Linked DNA regions of Homo sapiens: regions 1, 2 and 4 are each linked to region 3. A link is a contact called in ENCODE Hi-C data. All regions are on one chromosome and are shown on one strand. The core of a region is the stretch at or near the end of the contact, and the rest is flanking DNA. Distances in the headings are between cores, read along the strand shown.

Evidence for each region. A loop is a pair of places that touch in the nucleus more often than their neighbours do. Pooled maps may share reads with other maps.
Region 1: a pooled map shows a loop between it and region 3 (29-fold over the local background). The contact joins the enhancer-like site here to the promoter of CAPN14 in region 3. A Hi-C loop is called at or near these places in 2 of 37 single-sample maps with no recorded cell type and 2 of 50 pooled maps.
Region 2: a map with no recorded cell type shows a loop between it and region 3 (19-fold over the local background). The contact joins the enhancer-like site here to the promoter of CAPN14 in region 3. A Hi-C loop is called at or near these places in 2 of 37 single-sample maps with no recorded cell type and 1 of 50 pooled maps.
Region 4: a map with no recorded cell type shows a loop between it and region 3 (9-fold over the local background). The contact joins the enhancer-like site here to the promoter of CAPN14 in region 3. A Hi-C loop is called at or near these places in 2 of 37 single-sample maps with no recorded cell type and 2 of 50 pooled maps.

Annotation. Positions count from the first base shown.
Region 1 is chr2:29,746,692-29,749,678 of GRCh38, forward strand. All of the region lies in intron 1 of ALK (ALK receptor tyrosine kinase), which reads right to left. Among named protein-coding and RNA genes, the nearest start is that of ALK, 170 kb to the right of the region's middle. Within about 2 kb of position 1,565, at least 3 of the 41 ENCODE cell types and tissues checked have a DNase peak (open chromatin) inside an H3K27ac peak, as active enhancers do.
Region 2 is chr2:29,721,988-29,724,898 of GRCh38, forward strand. All of the region lies in intron 1 of ALK (ALK receptor tyrosine kinase), which reads right to left. Among named protein-coding and RNA genes, the nearest start is that of ALK, 200 kb to the right of the region's middle. Within about 2 kb of position 1,569, at least 3 of the 41 ENCODE cell types and tissues checked have a DNase peak (open chromatin) inside an H3K27ac peak, as active enhancers do.
Region 3 is chr2:31,215,814-31,218,783 of GRCh38, forward strand. It overlaps CAPN14 (calpain 14), which reads right to left and starts at 1,702. Exons shown (of 22, transcript NM_001145122.2): 1 at 1,643-1,702.
Region 4 is chr2:33,209,534-33,212,304 of GRCh38, forward strand. All of the region lies in intron 7 of LTBP1 (latent transforming growth factor beta binding protein 1), which reads left to right. Among named protein-coding and RNA genes, the nearest start is that of MIR4430, 210 kb to the right of the region's middle. Within about 2 kb of position 1,263, at least 7 of the 41 ENCODE cell types and tissues checked have a DNase peak (open chromatin) inside an H3K27ac peak, as active enhancers do.

The DNA.
Region 1 (2,987 bases), core at 315-2,814, 1.5 Mb before region 3:
AGGTCCTTAGTCCAGTTTGGGGAGGAAAGTGCCTGTAATTTTTCTTAGGTGCTACCTTTGAGATATCTGTTACATTCTAACTTTCATGTTTTCTATCAGTCCATTGTGTTTGAACCATATGCCTAGTGTCTTTTCACCTGGGAGAGAAAATTAGAAAGGCAAATGCAAGCCATTCTACTCATAATGTTTGTGCAGAAACATGACGAAATAAGCCATGAGGATGTTATGCTAAAAGAAACCACAGTCCCTGAGATGAATCTCACACAGCCCTCTATTCCTCACAGAATCTCAAGGTTGGAAAGTACTGTAGGAAGCCACCAAGTCCAGGTCCCTTCTCAAAGCCCTTGGCAATGACATCTGACCTTTCCTTCACTAGTTCCAAGTGTGTGTGTTTGTTGAGTGGGGGAGGTCACTCTATTTCATGAGTGGCCAGTGCTGACTGATGGAAAAGCCCTCCTCAATTAAAACTCCAGCTTGACCTCTCTCAAACTGTCCTATGGAAAACTAGAGGGAAAACAGCCCATTTCTTCTCCTCTAATCAGGGCTTTATTCACAACAATATGTTCCAACTAGTCTGAAAGTTTACAAACTTATCTTTGAAACAGGTGCTCTTAAGAAAGATCATTTTCATATTCAAATCTAAAAACAAATTTCAGAAACAATTGTCTACAGGTAGGAGACATTAAAAAATAATTGTTTAATGAATGAATGAATGAGTTTACTCACACCAATAAAAATGGAAGTTTCCTTTACTATTGAGTTACCATCAGGATACATCGGTTTTGGAGTGACAGGAGGAGAGCATCTCTTGGACCTCAGAGAGGGGCTGATGTCTCTGTCTCCCTTCCCACCCCATCCTGGGAGACAGGTAGAAGCATCAGTTTACATTTTTATCCCCTCAATGTCCAGCACAGGACCTAGCACAGAGTGAATGCTCAATAAATACTCCAAAGAATTTCCAGTAATGGAAAGAGCCCCAGAGACCATTTGGCCCAATCATTTTCCTCCCAGAAATATAAAAGAGAAACAAGTCAGTAATTTCTTGTGGGTTCCTAGAAAGCCCCTCCCCCACCACCAAATCCAATACCTTTTCATCTGCTTTTGATGCCTAAAGTTCCTTTGATGGAAGTCTAGAGCCTGTCATGGCACACATTGTCAAGCTTTCCCTTCTAAAGTGGCAAGGTCCAAAGGAAAGATAAATTAACCTCAACTCACACTAAGGTATAAAGGACAGTGGGCAGACCTTTCTGGAAAGCTACATAAAACTAACTAGCAACGAAAGAATGAGTCATGTGAATCCTAAATCTCTGCTTCTCTGAGCTAGGTATCATCTAAGCTGATGAGATTGCCTACCTGTCTCCTCTGGGAAAACAAAAAAGCAGTTTGGAAGGGCGGTCAAGTGGACTTCCCTTCTTAAAGGGGTTGCAAGACCCACAACAAGAGATCCACATGGTGCCTTTGATGTGACACTCGTTAGGTGTGGATCAGCTCTCCAGTGCTTTGCAAAGACATCTGTTACCCTGTTAATCACATCCTGGACAAGCTCCAGGATGTCTGAGTCAGGACCCATGGGACACTAGTACTTTTTTAAGAGCCCTTGGTCTACCCTAGAATGACACTTTCTACTCAAGGGTGTGTTGACTAAACTATGAATCAGCAGCCCACACATAGCAAGTGCTCTAAGCATATGGCCCTTGGCAATGCTTCTCAAATGTTAATGTGTGTATGAATCACCTGGTGATCATATTGGAAATGCAGGTTCTGATTAAGTGTCTGGGGTGGAGCCTAAAATTCTGCATCTCTAACAAGCTCCCAGGTGATGAACATGCCGCTGGTCAAACACTATACATTGAATAGGAAGGTTATTTCTAAAATTCACTGGGTGAAAGAAGCCCGTGGGAAGCATGTTGAACAGACACAATCCCAGGTCACCAACCTCAAAGGTTTTGATTCAGAAAAACTGAAATGGGACCATAGTGTATACATATTTAATAGGTATCCCTCAGTGATTCAGAAGAAGGCGCTTAGTCGATGGTACTTTAAGAGATACTAACATATCACTTTTTTTTTTTGAATCACAGTCTCACTCTGTCACCCAGGCTGGAATGCAGTGGCACGATCAAGGCTCACTGCAACCTCTGCCTCCTGGGTTCAAGCGATTCTCGTGCCTCAGCCTCCCAAGTAGTTGGGATTACAGTCGCGAGCCATTACTCCTGGCTAATTTTTGTATTTTTAGTAGAGATGGGGTTTTGCCATGTTGGCCAGCTGGTCTTGAACCCCTGACCTCAAGTGATCCACCTGCCTTGGCCTCCCAAAGTAAGAGATACTAACATATCTCTTGAATGATCATACTGAAGGTGTGTCCTCTGGCCTGTTACAGAAGAGAAATACCTGACATCCACGCCTCCTGACCACTTAGGACAGTGACTGTCAAACTCCAAGGCACATCAAAGTCACCTGGAGGGCTTATTAAAGCTCAAAGAGCTGCCCTCAGTCCCCAGGGTTTCTGATTCAGTAGGTCTGGGGTGGAGCCCAAGAATTCACATTGCTAACCAGTTTTCCAGGAAATGCTAACATTGGTGGTTTGGAGGTCATGCTCTGAGAACCTGTGATATAGATGAAAGGTAACCTTTTAAAAATCACCAGAGGAGCTTTTCAACCCACACTCATTATGAAATGCTTGGGGACACCAACCTATGTCTTTTACAAACAGCACTTCAGTTGCTAAGCACCCACTCAGAGAACAAATACTCCAAAGGAAAGGCCCCTTAATCCTGAATAGATAATAGTTTTAAATAAATATTCTTAGGACCCCAGAGAGACATGTGGGACTGCTGACCAACTAGACCCAGGGGTCTCAGACAGGGAAGACCTCAGGCCCAAACCCAAGGAAAGGCCTAACAGTTGCTGAGCAGGAGGGAAGCTGCTCCATAGGGCGGTGGGCCCATCGTTCTCAGTCCCCAAAGCAAAGGAGGTCATGGCTCCCC
Region 2 (2,911 bases), core at 319-2,818, 1.5 Mb before region 3:
TGCAGATACATTGAACAACTCTAGGTCTTTGTTTCACTGGACCACTCAGCAGCATTTGCCCCTGCAATCACTCCCTGCTTCTTGGATTTTTCACATCCTGGTCACCACATAGTCTTTGGTTGCCTCCTGCTTCAGTGGGAAGATCCTCTTTATTCTTCTTTGCCAGGTCTTCCTTATTTTCCAAACTGTAGAGGAGGAAACGTCTCCTTTTCCGGCAGCACTTGCTTAGGAACTGTCATGGCTGAGTATTATATTTTATCCCACTGGTTCTAACCAGCTGATGATCAATAAATTTCAAGTGAGTGCGGGACACCAGACCCTTCCTGTACCTAACTGAAGACTCTTTGCTGACCAATGAAGATAACTTGTTTACCCATGCTCACACAAACCTATGCATTCATTCATTCTCTTTAGTTCAAAGAACCGATTTTCAACTCCAAATAACCAGAACCACATTGTAGCCCTCTTCGTAAGACTTTAAAAACTCTGACTTTTCTTACTTGGAAAACCATACAGTGAATTTCTCCTTGCCCGACATGTAAGTAAGCTTGTCATAAAAAACAACTCTGTGGGATCTTTATTTTATTATTTGACAGTTGTTAAAAGTTGAAGAACTTGGGAATTTTCTGCATCTAAACTCTCTCTCAAAGTGATCTTACCCAGTTTCATGGCTCTAAATATCATCCACATACTACTGTTACCAAATTTGTGTCTTCAGCCCAATCTCTCCCCTGAACAACAGAATACACAGAATATACATCCAACTGCCTGCTCAAAATCTCCACTTTATTGCCCAATAAGCATCTGAAACTTACCATGAGCAAGCCAAAAACCTAACCTCCCTTCCCCTAAACCCCAGGTATTCCCCATTTCAGAAAGTGTTACCAATACTCGCCTGGTTGCTTGGGCCAAAAACCAATGAGGAATCCTTAACTTCTTCCTTTTATTCACACCCCACATCAATTCATCAGCAAATCTTGATGGCTCTACCTGAATTTTACCCCTTCTCATCTTTTCCCATCTCGCATCTCTCCATTATTGCTATGAGCTCAAAGAGGGCCCCCCTTCAGTCTGTTCTCTATGTGGCAGTTAGATTGACACTGCAGCCCCTGAAATAGCTTTCAAATTTCTTGCCATAGCCTAGCCCCTAAAGGCCCCACAGGATCTGGCTCCTGATTCTGTCTCTAACCTCATTTGCAACCATTTTCCCTCATTGCTGGAGCTCAGTCCCACAGGTCTCCTTGCTCTTCCCCGAACTCACCAAGCACATTCCCACCCCAGGGCCTTTGCACTGGCAGTTCTCTCAGCCGAGGAAGCTCCTCCTACTCAGAGGTACATGGCCACTCCCTCTCTCTGTCCAGGTCCCTGTCCATAGGTCAACTTCCCAGAAAGAATTTCCCTGGTCATCCTGCTGAGAGACAACTCATTGTAAGCCACTCCCATCCCTTTGCCCTATTTCTTACACATATATGTGTTCTGTATATTGGTTTATTCATTGTGTACCTCCTGCACTAGTCACTGCTATGTCTCCATGCCTGGCACACAGCAGGCACTCAATAAATATTTGTCAAATAAATGAAATCAGCGCCCTGGAGGAAGGTGTTATCTCTGGCACTTATTAGCTGTTAACTTCAGGCTAAGCACACACTCTGCCAAACCTCAATTTTCTGAAAACGATGACGAGAATAAGAATAGGGCATATTCTAAAAATTCTCAGGGTTTTGTAAGGGCCACATGAGATAATGTGTGCATGACACAGTCTTTCAGTATCAGTCATATCATTCTTAAAATTGTATGCTCCTATCTCTGTTTTAGAATCCAAAATGAGTGGGAGTCTTGGTCTCTTTTCTATATTTAGATCATCTTGTGTCAATAATTACAACGTCCAGAAATCAAAAGTGCTCCCAGAGAGCTGCTTCGCTATTATTCACTAGTTAATCATTAACTTTGCCAAATGTACATGATCACAACTACCCAAATTGCAGCCGATTGGCACTGTGTATTTCCAATCTTTATTTTTACATGTCTCACTGCATGTCTATTTATTCCTAAGCCAATGAACATAATATAATAAATATATCATACTTGTGTCAGTATAAGTAATGAAGAGCTATGCATGTGTGATGGTTATTTACATGAATGCCCCAGGCTCACTGGCAAGCATGTTTTACAAACCTACATCAATAAAATGTAACAAATGCTCCTATTCTAAATGCTCTTTGGAACAGTTCCTACCTTGCCTGTACACGTTTTACTTATTTCTTTTCCTTCCAACAATAAAACAATCAGTGACAGTCTGCTTGTTTTTTCCCTGTTATTTGAAAACACACTTAATAATGCATTCGTTTACAATGATTTTGTGTCACACAAAGCAAAGCTTAATGTGGCCAAATAAATAGTGGTCTGGATGTCAAATCAGGCACAGCTCTCAGAGAGTACAGGGCAGGCCTGTTTTTGGGACTGGCAGCCCAGGGGAAATGGTTTGGGTATTCACTAGGCTGAGCCTGCACCTGTTCAGCAAAAGAAACCTCAGTAAATTTACATGACTCCTAGAGTTAGCGGTGATGGGCGATGTTGTTAATTTAGTCTGAAAAACAGAGATGTGATTTCAGAGAAAGGAGAGAGTTTGCAGATGCACCATTTGTCCTAAACATATAGCCCTCCCCATACCTTCTCTAGGCCTGGAAAATGAGCGGTTTGAACTCACTGCTCGCTAAGGTCCTCTCTGGTTCATACATATTTGTTTCTCTATGGTTTGCTTTCACATTTTCTTCCAGCTGGCTCATTCAGAAGGGAGCTATTAGTGTCAAGGGCGGAATTTGGATGGAATTAAACAGCTCCCACTCCACCTCACCTTTCTCTAAGCCCCATCCCATCCTGCCAGAGAAGTTTGTGCTCTTTCTTAGTAGCT
Region 3 (2,970 bases), core at 452-2,951:
GAAAAAGTAAGTCAATTAGAAACATCTTAAAAAAGAAAAAAAAAAAAAAAAGAAACTATTTGACAGTAAATACTATAGCTAAACACATACAAACTATATGATACAATTCCATTCCTGGTTATTACCCAACAGAAATGCTTAAATCTATGCACCAAAAGACATGTACAAGAATACTCACAACAGAAATATGCAAAATATCCCCAAATGAAAACTACCCAAATGTCCATGAACATGGATAAATATTAATAATAGTGATAACCATTTATACAATGAAATACTTCACAGCTCTGAACAAACAAGAATTACATGCTGCAATATGATGAGATTCACAAACAATATTAAGTAGAAAAAATCCAGACACAAAAACTCTTTGATTCCATTTACATAACTTTCAAAAGTGACAAAACCAATCTATATGTTAGAAATTAGCTTAGTGGTTACCCTTGAGGTCGAGCGATCTATCACCAAACCAATTATACCACTGATAGTTACATCAATTCCATTCCTTTTCTACTGCTTGTTTTGATGGTCAGGAGAGAGATTTACAAGGGAGTTTGAAAAGTGGGAGAATCAATTCATTTAAACAAGGCTTTATTGCATGCTTCCCCATGGGCCAGGCATTGCCCTAGATGGTAGGGGTACAGGATGGATTAGACAGAATTTCTGCCCTCGAGGAAGTCACAGTCCAACGACCAGGCTCACACTCTAGAAAGGGCCCTCACTCTTCAGCATGAGGTGCCCACTCTGTGAAATGGCCAGTACCTAACTCATCCAAGAATTCTCCCCCTAGAAAGTCAAAGACACCCCTCACCCTATCAGGCCTGGAAGATGTACCCAGGCTGAAACACTTAGGTACCACCCACCAAAACATTGTCACCCTGTGCCTCCATAGGAGAGGGTTATAAGCTGAACTGAGAGCCGACTACCTCGCTCTGGAGTCCTCCAGAGCTTTGAGGAGTGATTTCCAGTGCCCATAGGCCAGCAGACCACTCAGACAAGGGCAATTTCGAGATTTCTAATCTAGGCAAGGGCCGTGCCAAGCACCACACTGACAGCTATCATTTGAGGCAATATTTCACTCTTATAGTGTGGTCACCGTCCCAGTGTGTTTTTCACATCTAATTTCATACAGGAAGTCAGCCCAGCCTCACTGCTTATCAGAACAGAGAACAGTCGGCCTCCTTGACTCTGAGGATCCCATAAGGCCTCAGTGATAAGCTGGCTGCCCCCAGATTCCTTCTCATCAGGAGGCTCAGGAGACAACTGGGATGGCCTATGTTCTGGGAAATGACAGCACCTAGCAGCATCAGTAACTCTACCAAATGACTTCGAGAGAAACCAGAGCTGGAGGGACCTCAGAAATTACCCAGGCCCAAAGATACTCCCATCTTTTTTTTTAAATGAGGAGATTGGGGCCAAAGGGCTGAAGTCTATTCCTCAAGGTCACACTAATAAGTGATGGCAAAACTGAGGACAAAATTGAAATCTCCAGACTCCAGGGTTTTTTCTGTATACACTCACCTGCAAAGCTCAAACCAGGAGAAGCAAATACCATCCTCTCACCTTCTAAACCCAGACCCTGTAGAGTCTCATAGGGCCTCTGGGCTAACTTGGACCCACCCTTGGAACTAAAGAAATTTACCTGCACAGGAGATTTTGCTTCTTTAAGCGCCTGGGCAAGCTCTAATCCCGGTGCAGTCAGAAGCATGCAGCCTGAAACCACCTCTTATATATGGGTCCTTTCTACACATGGTGTTTAGCCAAGAATTTGCGACCCCACCTCCCAGGACCTTGGTTCCTCCCCACTGTGTGTTCTCTGGAAGGGAGTGGAGTACCCAGGGCTTTGCGACTGGATTACACAAATCCAATTATTTCTTTAGAACACCATACAGAGAAAGCCTGTTTCAGTAATGCCTTAATGAGAGAGAGTTAGTCATCTTCTCACTTCCAACCCTGGGGAGGGTACTTTCAGGTGTGACCTAGAAAAGCATTTCACTGCAGGAGCACATGATACTGCTTGCTCACCTCCCCACAACTCCCAGGACACCAAAGAACCAAGACAGAGATTCCTGTACATCCCTATGTTTAAACTAACATTGACAGAAGCCTGGAAAGTATTTTCAAGAGGTGGCTGTGGGTTTTCTTTTATGGTTGTCAGAGTCTGAGGCAGCCCTCAGGGATGTTTCCTGCTAAGGAGGAAATCTGTGATTCATTTGTGCTATTGAGATCGCTCCCTCTTCCTTCCCAACCTACTTTCCAAATCCCCCATTTTGGCCATCTGGGACTCAGAACATTGACCTCCCACTGGTTGTCTCCTCACAGTTCACCTTGGGTCCCGTTGCTCCAAATCTGGTTGTTCTTCCCTTAAAGCATTTCTTAGCCCTCCTGTGGTTGCTCTAGACTTCTTCACTCCCTCCCCACCCCCACCCCCAAATCCTTCTCCTAGGTTCCCACCACCACTTGCACAGATTTCCATCATAGCAGCTTAGTTGGTTCCAGCTTGCCTGCCTCCACGCTTGCACACCTAGGATCCCCAGAACCCAGAACCATGCCTAGTACCCAGGAGGTGCTCAATATGTGTCAGTGGAATCAGAGTCCCTTGCCTGTGGAAATCCTCTGTCCTCTTCCTCCCCGCCTGCTTCTTGGCCTCTGCCTTGACTCTAATCTCTCCAACTCAATCATTTTGTGTGATTATCACTCCACCCATTTTATTAGTACTGATAAATTAACTAATATTGATAATAATAGCCAACACGTTTTGAGCACTTATGACATGCCAAGCACAATGCTAAGCACATTGCATGCAGAATCTCATGGAATCTTCACAACTTTGTGAGGTAGTGCTATTATTATCCACATTCTACAAAAAGAAAACGGAGGCACAGCATGGCAACTCGCCCAAGATAACCGCAGCCAGTAAACAGCAGAGATGGGGCTAAAGTCCCAGGGTGTCAGGTTCCACTAACTTCT
Region 4 (2,771 bases), core at 13-2,512, 2.0 Mb after region 3:
AAATGAAATCTATACAATGACATGCCCTCCACAGCATTAATTCACTGAGTATTTCTTTACTAGCCAGAGCACTTTTGAGAAAACCTGAATATTTTTAGCAAGGTCTTAAGAATATCTTTTTCTTTTATTTCTATATCTAACTTACGTGTTTATTTTATACATCTCTTATCTGTAGGCTGAATCTGGGATATTGTATATCGAATAACTACTAGATTAATTGCTCTTTTGTTAAATAAGCCCAGGTTTTTAAAGGAGGAGCCTGGGGGAAGAGATCTAATACAAGCCCAGTGGGGCTTGGCCATATGGCTGTCTCACATACAGTCCGTCTCACATGTGTTGTCTCAGTCCACTCAAGAGCTCCATGAAAAACGGATGTCTCTAGTGCCATTTTATAGAAGACAAAATAGGCAGAGAGACGTTGAGAGTTTTGCCTATAGTCATGGAGGTGGTAATTGGTAAAGTGAAGATGTGAATGTTTTTCTATTTTCAAAAGCTGCCCTCTTGCCATTTACCCAGTTGTGGGTCATCCTTACATTGCTTTTCACTGAGTTCAAGGGGAATGTGGTTGTGCAGAAAAGTCTGTTTCCTGTTCATAATGTGCTAATGCTGCAAGGCAAGTAGATATCTGGGAGTTTGCTTTGTGTTCAGAAGTCTTTTTGCTGTGGCTGGACAGCATTTGTTGAGATAAGATATTATTCGTGCTGAACTTAACTCCTTTCTGCTGTTTGTTTGAGAAAAAGTACAGTCAATGGGCCTCCAATCATCTAATTTCAAATTTTTGTCCTCTTGTTATTCCTGATTATGTTTATCTCCAGTATAGTTTCTTCCTTTTCCTCCCTGTGAATGATATACTTTGTCCTGGTAATTCTTTTTTACATTTCAGGGGAAGTACTAGATATAGAACACTTTACCTTTATAAAAACATTATCTCTTTCTCCTTTTCCTCCTCTTCATCCTCATCAGTCTTTCTGTACTTACCATTGTTTCAAAGATGCTAATTATTTAATTGGAAGCAATATAAACTTTTTTGCTTTGAGAAAAGGAACTATGATGCTTCTTTTCCCCTGTTTCCTGGTTGATTTTTATATCCAACTGTACATCTAATCTCAAATTTGGAAAACCCTCCATGGTTTAGCTCCACATCTTCTCTGACTCTGCACACCCACTCTTTGTTCCTTCGTATTGACCTGCCTTCCCCTGTCTTTACCCTCCTCCGTTGCCACTGGCTTTTCTCCCAGCTGGTGGTTGGTGTTATGCTTAGCTAGAGCTGTTCCATCTCTTTGGAATCTCTCTCCCCAGTAGAGCCATTGAGTCACTTCCTTGTTTCAGTTCTTGCCTAAACACAGTCCTACTTACTCTTGCAAGAGTTACAATGAATCAGACTTCTGTTTTATTTCATGTTTTCCCTCAGTGCAGTCTCTACAAGTATTTTTTGAAACCTGTATCACTTTAACGTTTTGGGTTCTCTCCTTTGGCTCTAAAAGATGTTCTCTACTGAAACTTAAAATATTTTATACTTTATTATATAATAGTCCTTCATAGCATAATAAAATGAGTTATATACATGTAATGAAGACAATTAATAAGAGTATTTCAGTTTATCATTTTTTAGTGTTTTAAATAGTAAGATTAAGTAGTAGGTTCCTGACATGTGGCTATCTTTATGGAGTGGCCCTTTTAATAGTTAAATATCTGAAGACTTTTAATAAATGTGTCCTGAGAGTTTATCAAATGGCTAGTACTTTAATGCTGGTTATAGGTTTTACCCACACCAGGCACCAGTTGAGGAGGATGATTGGGGCCTGGAGTCCAGCCCATGCTCTGCTCATCCAACTCCATGTCCTGATGCAGGTCACATCCTACAGCTGCCCTTTTCTAATCCCCACACAGGGGTTGATGGAGTCCCAGTATCTGGGATTGGACAAGCATCATTTAATCTCACAATCCTTTGGGGTTGGGATTACTGGCTCAGAGAGGTTGGATGATTTGCTGAACTTCTCACTGCTAGTAAGAAGTTTCTGGGATTTCAATCCAAGTCTAATGACTCCAGTCCAGCACTCTTTTCTTACCACCACTGCTGGATCCTCCTTCCCCAGGACTCTGCACAGTGCAGCAAACACTCTTGGAATGAGGGTACGTTGTAGGCACTATAGGTACCAGCGATTTTAATACGTGAAAATTAAATCTTATAAAACCTTATGAAACCATATTCCACCATCTATCACAATCTCTTCAAATCATCATTCAGCCTCTGAAGCAACTCCAGTGGGGAGTTTTTAATTGACAAAAATTGTAATCCTTGGTTACCAGATAAGTTTTGAACTATCTTTCCTCTCACATTGATAGGCAGATGTAAAAGTGTCTATGATCACAGCCCAACTTTGAATATCAGGGAAGTGCTACAGTATTACCTCAAAAATGAGATTAAAGTCTGAAGATATGTGTTCCCAGTCAGGCCAAGATTTAGATACATACATTACCCTGCAATCTGTAATTTTTGATGACTAGCTTCAAAATTAAAGGTTTTTTTCACTATTGCTTATAATAATTTTGTGTTGTAAATGTAGTAACATGGATATTTGTGGAATAATTGTAATGATTCTTGAACAGCCTTACCTTCTGCATCACAGTGTTCATACAGATGTGCACATAGGAAGGGTTGAAAAGTTATTTTCATGCACTCAGTGTTCCAGGAATCATGACCAGTGCACTGCTGAATCAAGGCTGGGAGTAGCTTTGTTTGTTTTTCTTCCTTTTGCCTTATTTGTATA